Regions from separate parts of the Homo sapiens genome. Here region 1 is linked to region 2. Evidence: chromatin contacts called from ENCODE Hi-C or POLR2A ChIA-PET data. All regions are on one chromosome and are shown on one strand. The core of a region is the stretch at or near the end of the contact, and the rest is flanking DNA. Distances in the headings are between cores, read along the strand shown.

What was found. Hi-C counts contacts between places; a loop is a spot of excess contacts on that map. ChIA-PET counts read pairs that join two places held with the same protein, here RNA polymerase II (POLR2A). Pooled maps may share reads with other maps.
Region 1: a pooled map shows a loop between it and region 2 (2.0-fold over the local background). The contact joins the enhancer-like site here to the promoter of PKNOX2-AS1 in region 2. A Hi-C loop is called at or near these places in 1 of 168 maps with a recorded cell type or tissue (CD4-positive, alpha-beta T cell) and 2 of 50 pooled maps. POLR2A ChIA-PET finds 5 or more read pairs at or near these places in 3 of 52 experiments (AG04450, H1 and HEK293).

What each region holds. Positions count from the first base shown.
Region 1 is chr11:125,297,503-125,302,605 of GRCh38, forward strand. The region is part of intron 2 of PKNOX2 (PBX/knotted 1 homeobox 2); the gene reads left to right. Among named protein-coding and RNA genes, the nearest start is that of PKNOX2-AS1, 33 kb to the left of the region's middle. Within about 2 kb of position 3,594, at least 6 of the 41 ENCODE cell types and tissues checked have a DNase peak (open chromatin) inside an H3K27ac peak, as active enhancers do.
Region 2 is chr11:125,264,483-125,269,984 of GRCh38, forward strand. PKNOX2-AS1 (PKNOX2 antisense RNA 1) reads right to left here and starts at 2,316. Exons shown (of 2, transcript NR_187382.1): 1 at 2,158-2,316. The region is part of intron 2 of PKNOX2 (PBX/knotted 1 homeobox 2); the gene reads left to right.

The sequences.
Region 1 (5,103 bases), core at 2,344-4,843, 34 kb after region 2:
TCATTCTGGAGAAGTCAGAGAAGGCTTCCTGGAGGAGGTGACATTTGCGATGACTCTTTGCAAATGAGTGTTGTGCACTTAAGGAAATTGGCTGTTCCTGGAAGGATGAAGACTAAGCTCTCGTACCTGGTGTATGGGTCCTCCACCTTCCTCACCAGCCTCATCTATGGCCAGCCCTTCGTCATAAACACAGACTTCTCATTACATCCTGCATGCATTATGCTATTTCCTGCCCTTGAAAATGCTGTTTCCTCTGTCTGGAACACAGTCTCTCTCCCCGCACACTATTTTTATTCCTTGAGGCTCAGCTCAGCGTCATCTCCTCGCCAGGATGAGCCTGGTGCCCATCTTTGAGCCCCATATCACCCTTCCCATAGATTAGCTCATTGTCACATTTCCATAACTCCCTGCAAACCATAACCCTTCTGAGGACAGTCTTAATCACCTTTGTTCTTGCTGGTGGGTGACATCCTGGGACCTGTCATATAATGAACAATGAATATACAACTGATGGCCCAAACTGAGCCTGTGCCAGAGAGGAAAAGAGGACTTTCAGAGCTTGGGAGGACCCAGGCACAGTGAGGGCACTGGGCAAGCAGTCGGTTGAGTAGGCCAGGCTGAATAAGCTGGAGTGAGAGCTCTGGGTCCCTCAGAAGGTGGCGTTAAGGAAACAGGCAGAGGCTGTTGGTTACCCCTGGGGCTGTGGAGGTTCAGACAGGGGTAGATGAAGGGCCTTGCATAGGATGCTCTTAAAGCTGGGCACTGGGAGACCTGGAAAATTCAGGCATCCCACTGAGTGACAACTTTGTGGACCACCTTGTGTATGCGTCACCAGGGATAGAGGCCCACACAGGATACCCTGGAAGCGGCGCGTTTGTCACAGGTTTGCAGGAGGCTTACCTGCTCCCTCCCTGAACACCTGGGCTGGCTCACCCCTCGGCCTGGCCACCAGAGTGGAGGGCTTTCTAAAACTGGACTGAGCTCCAAAGCAACAGCCCTGACTCTGGGGTGGGTGAAGTAGAAACTCAGCCTCCCTCTGTGTTCCCTCAGCTCCCCAGGAGCATTTATTTAGCCTGAGCTGTGCATAGACAGGCCTCCAGGCCCCCAGTTCTGAGCCGCTGAAAGGCCAGCCCTTAGCACAGTACCAGGGACCAGACAAATACTTGGGATGAATGAATGAATGAATTGATGGATGGATGGATGAATGAATGAATGAAGCCTACAGTGCAAGGCTGTCAGAAGAAGCCAAACAGTGGCCTCAGACTTTGGCTCGTGACCTTGACGTATTCCCGGGGTCTCCGCAACTCCTGTGGCACACTTGTAGGGCAGGCCTTCTTCGCCTCTTTCTTGTTCTTACCTGACCATTGGTTATCATGTCAGGAGGCCAAGAGACACCTGTCACCTTTCTCCAGATCAAGCCCTGTGTTAGGCTATTCTTGCATTGCCATCGAGAAGTACCTAAGGCTGGGTAATTTATAAAGAAAGAGGTGTATTTGGCTCACAGTTCTGCAGGCTGTACAAGCATGGTGCCAGCATCTTCTCGGGTTTGGGGAGGCCTCTGGGAGCTTTTACTCTTGGTGGAAGGCAAAGGGGGAGCAGGCATGTCACCTGGCAAGAGCAGGAGCAAGAGAGATCAGGGAGGTGCCACACACTTTTACACAAGCAGCTCTTGAGTGAACTACCAGAGCAAGAAACTCACTCATTCCCATGGGGAGAGCACCAAGCCGTTCATGAGGAACCCACCTCCACGATCTGAACACCTCCCGCCCAGCCCCACCTCCGACACTGGGGTCACATTTCAGCATGAGATTTGGAGGGGACAAACATCCAAACTAGGTCACACTCTAAACCCAGCTGTAGTCTGAGTGCGTAACTCTGGTTGCCTGCTTCCCCTCCCTGGGCACAAGACGAGGAGCCAGCTACATGAGCCTCTCAGCTGTCTCGGTGGAGAAATGGAGAGCTGACTGAGGCCAGGGAAGGGCGGGGTGACAGAGGAAGCTGTGCTCTGCTGGGCATCAGGAGAGGTGGGTTTGGGCACTGGCAGTGCCACTACTCCTGACCTTAGACAATCCATTAGCATCTCTGAGCCTCAACATACTTGTTGGTTAAATGGGGTTAATTATATCTGCCATGTTGGTCTCAAAGATTGTTGGGAAAAATTAAAGGATGTGGAAGTGTTTCACAAACTGTGCTGGTAGATGCCTGAAGTCGTTTTCCTGGGGTCCTCCTTCTTACCCGATTTGGAGAGGGTGAGCGTTGGGGATATGGCTGGATCCCCTCGCATCCCCCCACCGGGCTGCTCTGCTTTCCTGAGCCTCGGTTCTGAGCCAGAAGCGACCGTGGGGCTTCCCAAAAGCTGTGGAACAAACCAAAAGCAGCCTGGTCTCTTCCCCATCTCACCGTCTGTTTCTGAGACACCCTGTCTGCTGCCCCTCACGACAGGGCTGTGCTTGATAGAAGGTGAGCCTTAGGCCTGTGGGAGGATGACTCTCCTTCTCCACAAATGGTTGGCACATGGTTAGCCCTGGTTGGTTGTCCAGGGGTGGAGTCACCGGCCTGTCAACCAGCATCCTGCACCTGTCTGGCCTTCGGGGCCGTGTGAGCGGTTGGAGAGGGGACCAAGGAGCTGAAATGAGGGCTCCCATCCTGATTTTGGAGTGGCTTCTTTGGAGAGTCTGCTTTTGAAAGAGCAAAGGTGGCCGAGCCTAAGGCTGCAGACTTCTCTTTTTCTACCCTCTTTATCTCTGTTTTGACCCCTCCCTACCAGGCAATGACCACTACTACTACTAATAATAGCAATAGCAGCTGGCAGTTTTTGAATACTGTGCCTGGCACTGTGCTAAACACATTACATGTATTACTCTATTTAATCCTCTCTAGGGATATTAGTATCCCCATTTTACAGATGAGGCCATTGAGGCAGAGAGAGGTTAAGCAGCTTCCCACAGTTCTCCAGCTGGCAAGCAACAGAACCAAGATTTAAGCCCTGGCATTTTGGTTCCCAAGCCCAGGCTCTTAATCACCATTACATGAAAAGGAGGAAAGGTGTGTGCGTGCACAGAGAGAGAGAAAAAGAGAGACAGAGAGACAGAGAGAGACAGAAAGAGAGAGACAGAGACAGAAACAGAGAGAGACAGAGAAACAAAGAGACAGAGAGACAGAGAGAGAGTCGGGTGCAGGAGAGGGGAGGGAGGGAAAGTTGAAAATACCTGCTTCTGAAACTACGTACTGTTTATCCCAATAAACTCTCCCCAGATCCCAACAGGCAGGGCCCTGCATTTTTTCCTCTATAGGGAAACCTGAAAGCTAAGCTTCCAGACTCAGGAAAAGCTACTTGGAGCCAGAACACACTACTTGGCATGTTGCAGGCATTTAATATTTTTTAGATGACTCAGAGGATGGATGGACAAATGAATACACTTCTGGCCTAGGTGTCAGGAGAGGAGGTCTTAAGCTCTAGCGAGATTGCAGTGTGTGGCCCTGGGCAAGTCTTGTGCTCTATCCTCGTCCCCTCCTCCAGGAAATGAAAGTGCTGATAATAGATGCTTATCTCAGCCCCAGGCCAAAATGTGCTGTACAAGTTGAGAATGTGAGCTTGAAGGTGTCACTGGCTCTGCTAACTTCCAGGGCTCTGGGCTGGCTCTGGTTCAGGGAGCGCTGTTTGGAGCTCAGATCAGATGCTGCCAATCCACTGCTGGGACTGCCTAGGAAAGGACTCCAGGCAGTAGGGACAGAAGGACAGACAGAAACTATCTGGGCCCACCCTGGACACCTCAGGTGTTCGAGATCCTCCAGCCCATATGCCCCGGGGGCAACTAAAGCCAGGCTGTCCTTTGCCTTGGATAGGACTCTACCCAAAGACTCTTGGGTAGAGACAGGGCCTCCCAAGCAGGGTAGACTTCTTCTGCTTGCAAGAAAGAGTGTAGTATCTGATTTCACTTCCCACAGCTGGCAGCATCAAATCGATATTTTTCCGTGGTGCAGACAGAGTAAAGAGAGAATAAAGTGTTGAATTGTTTGGCATTATCAAGGATTTCAGCTCCCCAGGACTCCTGCATAAAGAGATGGAAATTTTAGCTGCCAGAGCCAAGAAACACACGCAAGTATATGAATTTGTTACATATTATCTTTCCTTCTTCCAAACAGCCCTGGAAATGTCAAAAGATCATCTATTGTTTCATTAAAAATAAAAAATAAAAAAGAACAGTTTGGGTTTGGTGGACTCAGCTTGGGCACAAGGCAGGTGGTGCCAGGCCAGTGGAGAGGAGACAGAAGTGATTTTCTAGGACAACCTTCCAGAGGCAAAGCCATCTTTCTAATTCTCCCTTTCTGGGTGTTGATTTTGCAGATGTAATTTAAGCCAGGGAAAGCGTGCTCTTATACATTTGCCCAGACTCAGTCATTTTGGCCAACATTTACTAGGCACCTACTGTGTGCAAAGTTCGGGGCATGGTCCCTCTGGAGATCCCAGTGTGTGTTAGCGAGAGCATCGCTGCAAGGAGTTCAGGGCCAGTGCTTGTCTGACTGGGGCTAAGAGTGGCCATGGCATCTCAGACGCAGTTCGCCAGCTGCCTGGAGAATCCTGAGTCCATGGAGGGGCTATGCTGCCTGGAGGAGGTCCAGAGAGGCCTCACAGAGAAGGGGACATCTGGGTGGGGCCTGGAAGGATGAGTGGACTCCCACAGAGGATGGGAGCTGCAGCATCGCAGGCAAAGAGAACAGAGCAGGTGATGTAAATTGAAAGGCCACATTCAGCCTGGACCTAGAAGTTGGGCCTGGAGAGGTGGAGAGGACAGGAGCTTCCTCTCCAGCCATGCACTGACCAGCCATGATCTGACCAGCCCCTGACAATCAAGTGAGTGACTGAGGCCACGTCTAGTCCACGATCTGCTATGCACACTCTCCTCTGATGCTGATGGGTGCAATTTCCCACCTTCGGGCTGCACACTACCCCTCACAGCCTTTAGCCGGCTGGCCCAGCTCACCTGCTGCTGGACTCACAGGCTTCTAGAGAGGAAGCCAGCCTCTGGCTGTCAGGAAGCTCTCGGCCACCCCCATGTACTGGTGGGGCCATGCAGCCAAGGGGATTGAGTCAGGCCCTCC
Region 2 (5,502 bases), core at 1,066-3,565:
TGCAGGACTGGACGTTAGGGCTGGGACTTGGCTTCCTGAGAGGTCACCTGGTGGTCCCTGCTAAGACCTGGGAGGCGTAGAGCATTCTCGGGTGGGGTGGCGGGGCCGGGGGGCTGCCCAGCTGTCTTGATCTTCTACTCTGTGAAATTATTCCTCACTTTCAAGGGGCCTAGTTCTCCCTTCCCCACCCCCCATTCCTTTTACCCCCATCCCCTGAAAAGGAGGAGACAGATGTCCTTTCTTCCACACATCACAGCTGCAGCCAGACACAATTTCTCTAAGCCCTGGGAACAGGTGTGGAGTAGTTCTAAGCCCCCTAGGGATGTGGGGGACTCGAGAAGGCGGCCGATTTTAGAAGCTGCACGGGTTCCCATCCTCCCCTGGCCCCATCTGTGAAATGGGAGGACTGCTCTAGGTAAGCACTTCCCAGAGTGGGCTCTGGGGGCGTAAAGAAAGTTCCAAAGCTAAGCCAGCTTGGGAAAGCCTGTGTGAACACCTTGTCTTAAAACAGTTACAGGGCTTATGGCCGGGCATGGTGGCTCAAGCCTGTAATCCCAGCACTCTGGGAGGCGAAGGCGGGCAGATCACGAGGTCAGAAGATTGAGACCATCCTGGCTAACACGGTGAAACCCCATCTCTACTAAAAATACAAAAATTAGCCAGGCGTGATGGTGGGCGCCTGTAGTCCCAGCTACTCGGAAGGCTGAGGCAGGAGATTGCCGTGAACCCAGGAAGTGGAGCTTGCAGTGGGCCGAGATCGCACCATTGTACTCCACCCTGAGCAACAGAGCGAGACTCTGTCTCAAAAAAAAAAAAAGTTACAGGGCTCATTACAAGTTTAAAGACTTTAACTTAGGGCTTCCTAAACATGTATGACCAAGGCAAGCTGATTTCCGATTCAATGAACAAACCTCCCTGGCAAACACCGGCCTCTGCAAGAGGTTCCAAGGCCCTTCTCTCTCCGAGGTTCCTCTTCAGCACCCAGGATGCTCACGCCAATTCCTGCCACACACCTGACCCACTCCTCCTTCAGTGGACGCATCCCTGACACTGTTCTCTGCCCCATGGCCTCTGCTGCCGCCTCACCCTGCTGGCTGCTCAGTTGTGCTTGGGTTTTCTCCATCCCAGACCTTCAGAGAGCCTGAACAGAGGCAGGGGCAGTGCGGGGCTGTCACCCGGGTTTCTGAGGGGTCTAAGCCCCTCAGCTCAGCCCCCACCCCAATGGTCCCCAGAGGGTTGCGGGTCATCTGTGGCTTTTCTGCTTCACAGGGTTGGGTAAGGGCTCTAGAGCAAGGAGAGAAGAAAATTCTGGCCACCAAGGATCTCATCAGGAGGATCCTGAAGGGGGGAGCTTAAAGAGGAATAGGCGTTCCTCTCCTCACCGTCTAAACTCTCAGAGTAGTCACACCTCACATTCCGCAACCCTCAAACTTCCCAAAGGCCCTGAGTGTGCATGACACCCGCCCATCAGGAGACAGCTGTGGTGTGGTGGAAAGCGTGTCAGCCATGGAGGAAACCTGGGCCCCCAGCTCCATAACTGGCCAGGTCTCTGCCCCGAGGCAGGTCACTTCACCCCTATGCACACTTACCAAATTTCTCAAAGAAAGGAATAGTTCCTTTCTCACTGGGTTCTCATCAGAGTTGAATGATATGATAAATGTGACAATGGCTGGCTTGGAAGAGTAGCTCAGAAAGCACGAGCAGAGAGGAATTCACCACCTCCTCCCCCGTCAGTGGTAAGATTTCTCTGATTTTAGGAGAGAGAAAACTGAGGCTCAGACAAGTTAAGTCACTTGCCCAAGGTCACACGGCCAGTCACCCCCAGTCCTTTGCCTTCCTGCTTTGCTTCATTTCCAAGAAGATGCCTCTGAGATGGGAGATGTTACACTGACTTTTGGGGGCATTTAGCCAGTGTGATGTCCTTGATTCTTGAACCTTTCATCCTCCCCACTAGTAAAATGCCTGCGAGACAGAGGCTGGAAGACAGCCCTGCTTTTCTGAAGGGGTGGGATTATGGATGTGTGGAGGCAGGAAGGGGGTATTAATTTTTGTGAAAATAACTTTTTAAAAATAAAAGTAGGCTTCTGCAGTAAGACAATCTCATTTCAGTTTGCAAAGAGCTCCTCCCAGTAAGAAGGGAGAACGTTTTCTCCTTACCTCCTCGTTCCTGGCCACGCAGACCCTCGATAGGCCCTGCCACCATGTCCCTCTCACTCTGCGTGTGCAGCCACAGGATGCTGAGCTGCTGTCCTTGAGCCCTTTCCTTACAGCAGCAAAACCAATCCACATGCAAGGTCTGGAGGTCAGGACGGGACTCACGGCTTCTTCCCTACTTCCCACCCAGGTTCTAAAGTCATTTTACTTAGCACAAGGAAATGAGGAAAGAACAGGGGGAAATGAGGAGAAAGAACAAGCATGCCTATCATGCGCTCCACGTTGTGCTAGGGCCTTAGGAATGTGCCTTCGGCAAGCACTATATCTCCCTTTTGATTTTTCTGTGGAAAAATCTCCCTTTTGATTTCTCTGAGACAGAGGCTGTTTAGAGGCCATGAGAGGGAGGGGTTTTGTCCTTGCTATCATTGTCTGTTTCCGTCACCAGCCAAAGCACGGACCCTGATCGGTATCTCCATTTGGCTAACTCACCTTCTCTTCTGCTATGTCCTTTCCTCCCTCCATCATTTGAAAATTTCACAACCTGTGAGGTTGGGAAGCATAGGTAGACGTTTGGTCAAGCTGGAACGACAGTTCTACCAAACTCCTCCCCTTGTGCTCATGTGTGTGTTCCCGTACCCACGTGGATCTAAGTCCTGTCCCGGGATAGTGCTCGTATCTGGAGTGAATGGAAGGGTCAGGAAGGATGTGCTTGTCCTGAAGGCTTGTAGAGGGAGGAGCTATCATGGCAGCCTCTCCTCCTGAGCTCATTCAGGTGTTCCCTCTGCCTGGCTGGGCCATCTCTTTCCTTGCCCTTTCAGTAAGAGGCTGTGGAATTATGTGAGGGAGAGGAAGAAGCTACTGCTTAGAGGGATTCTGCTCTCCAGGCCTTAAGCTGGGGTGCTTTCTAGCTCCGCTCTTCTCGTTTAAAGGGATGGCCTGACTCCAGCAGGTATCTGGAAGTAAAAACAACAAACAACCCCAAACATCTCCCAGCGCCAGACTGATAGCTCAGATTTCTACCACAGGTGAGATTTCCTGCTCATCTTTCTGATGGAGGAAGCCTGTGTGTGTGTGTATGCACGTGTGTGTGTGCATGTGTTGTGCATGTGTGCGCGTGTGTGTGTGCATGTGTGTGTGTGTGTTTTCTCTGCTGATTTATAGGCACTTTTTGGGTTGATAGATCTGTGAGGAAGAGTAGGAATGGAGTCAGGGAATTGTCTTCGATCAGAGGCCTGATGAGAACAAGGCGCTCATCAACACTGTTTAGGAAGGTGTTTTGTGCAGGAATTTGTGGCAAGTGATGGGAGGATGGTAGGGTGTGAGAAGAAGGGGGAAAATGCCACAGTATCTGACAACTTAAAACTCAGGGAGTCACAGAAATGTTGGGGCTTTGAGAAAACTTTGCCAACAACTCTCCTCTGAGGGTCTCTGGCCTGAGGTCACTGAGAATCTCAGGGAAAACAGGAGCAAGGACACAGCGGGCCCTCATGGGAGCAGATGCAGTCCTTTGGCCCACCTGCCCCTCCCTGCTCTCATCTCGGAAAACGTCGGCCCCCAACGCAGACAGGTCACTTGGAAACCAGGGAGTGGGGTTAAAAGCATCTCTCAACCCAATGTTCCCTTCCCCTTTCACATGCAGTATTTTGGGAACCGCGTGCTGTAGAAGCTGCATTGTAACAGTGGAAACATTTTAATTAAATGGGGAGACCTTAGGTCTGTCACATGACCTGGGTGTTCTCCTGTATAAAATGAAGGCTGATAACAGCTCCTTGACCGCTTCACAGGACTCTGGGGTCAAACGTGGCATGGGAAAGTGCTTTGTAAGGGAATTCAGATGTATAAGCTGTTCTTAGTAGGAGAGCAGTTTGCTCACCTGCTTAATGCTGGGGTTGGGGCAGGGCTGAAGCTGGGAGCTGGTGTTGGTGACTTCGGGAAGTTAGCTCTCCCTTGCTTCCAAGTCAATCAATGCTGGCTTTCAGTGATATTATTGAAAGCATATAAAGCTGGTCTGGTTGGCCTTAGAATAAAAGCTTCTGAAGGGCAGGGGGGCCTGGGGCTGTGTGGGACAGAAGTCTCTTGTTTCAAGAAGACATCAGTTCAGTGGTGGTATTCTGCCTGTGCCTGTGAGATCTGGGCTCGGACAAGCACTTTAAACCCACAAGTTGGCTGCATCATCTCTGAGAATTCCGTGACCCTTTCTGGGGTGGGGGCTGAGGAGGCCAGGAAATGGCTTTGGTCCCATTAGTCATTCTGGCGCCAGCAGCCCGACAGCAATGGCTTCTCATAGGGGAGTTGGGGGAGATGCCCATGGCGGGAGGGTGCCATGGGGGTGGGGTGGAGGGCAGGGGGGCTGCTGTTCTCATGCCCCTTTTTACCTAGATGCTGCCAAAGGTGGTCCCTGGAACAGTGACCACAAAGTGTCTCATGGGAGGAAGAAGGATGAAAGAGATGGGAATTCTTGTAAATTTTTAATCTGAAAAATAAAGAAAGTGTGAATTAGAATTAATGCAGGTATTAAATATTTAAACTTTCTGTACTCACTTTCATTTTTAACATATTCCTTCCTCAAAAACCTCGATAACGCTTGTCAGATTTGTTCTCAAGATGTCCCCCTCTCTCCACCTCCCCCTAGGCCCAGCCCCAAAGTGAGACCGCAGGTATTCATCATCCTGATGGAAATGCTCATTTTATTTCTCCTACAGGAACCATCTGATCTCTCTCTTTATATTTATGCTTTCTCTCTGTGGCAGTGTAAATAATTAATGCTGTTACAAACACATCCTATGCAAAATATATATTAGAAAAAATAACTCTTTAATTTGGCATGTCATTTAATTCCATTTTGTAATCATAGCACAGGGGCTACAATTAATGCCAGGGCTGAGGAATCCAGCCTGACTGCTGACACTGGCAGAGGCACGACCAAGTCTCCTAGACTGAGGCCCTCTTGGACTCTCAGCTGTTTCTTCTTTGTGTGCTTTTGGTTGATGGATGGAGATGGTACCCACTGTCCAGGGCGAGGCTGAGAGTGAGTCTGGAAATGAAACAGGAAACTCACTTCTATCTTCAATAGAATGGGGCAAGGGTGGTCCAGGTCTCTTCAAGTGCACTTGGTAGCATTCATCCAAAAGGATGCTGGGACATTTAGATGTAGGACATTTGGTACATCCTCACGGGGTCGGGGGCGGTTGTCCTTGGACTTTTGGGGAGTTCTCACAAGGATTGGCTTGGGGCACAGTAGCAAAGAGTTTCCTGGAAGTTGGGTTTTATGCATGCATTAATTTAACAAATATTTATTGAGTGCCTCATATGTGCCAGGTGTTGTTGTGGGCACTGGAGATACAACAG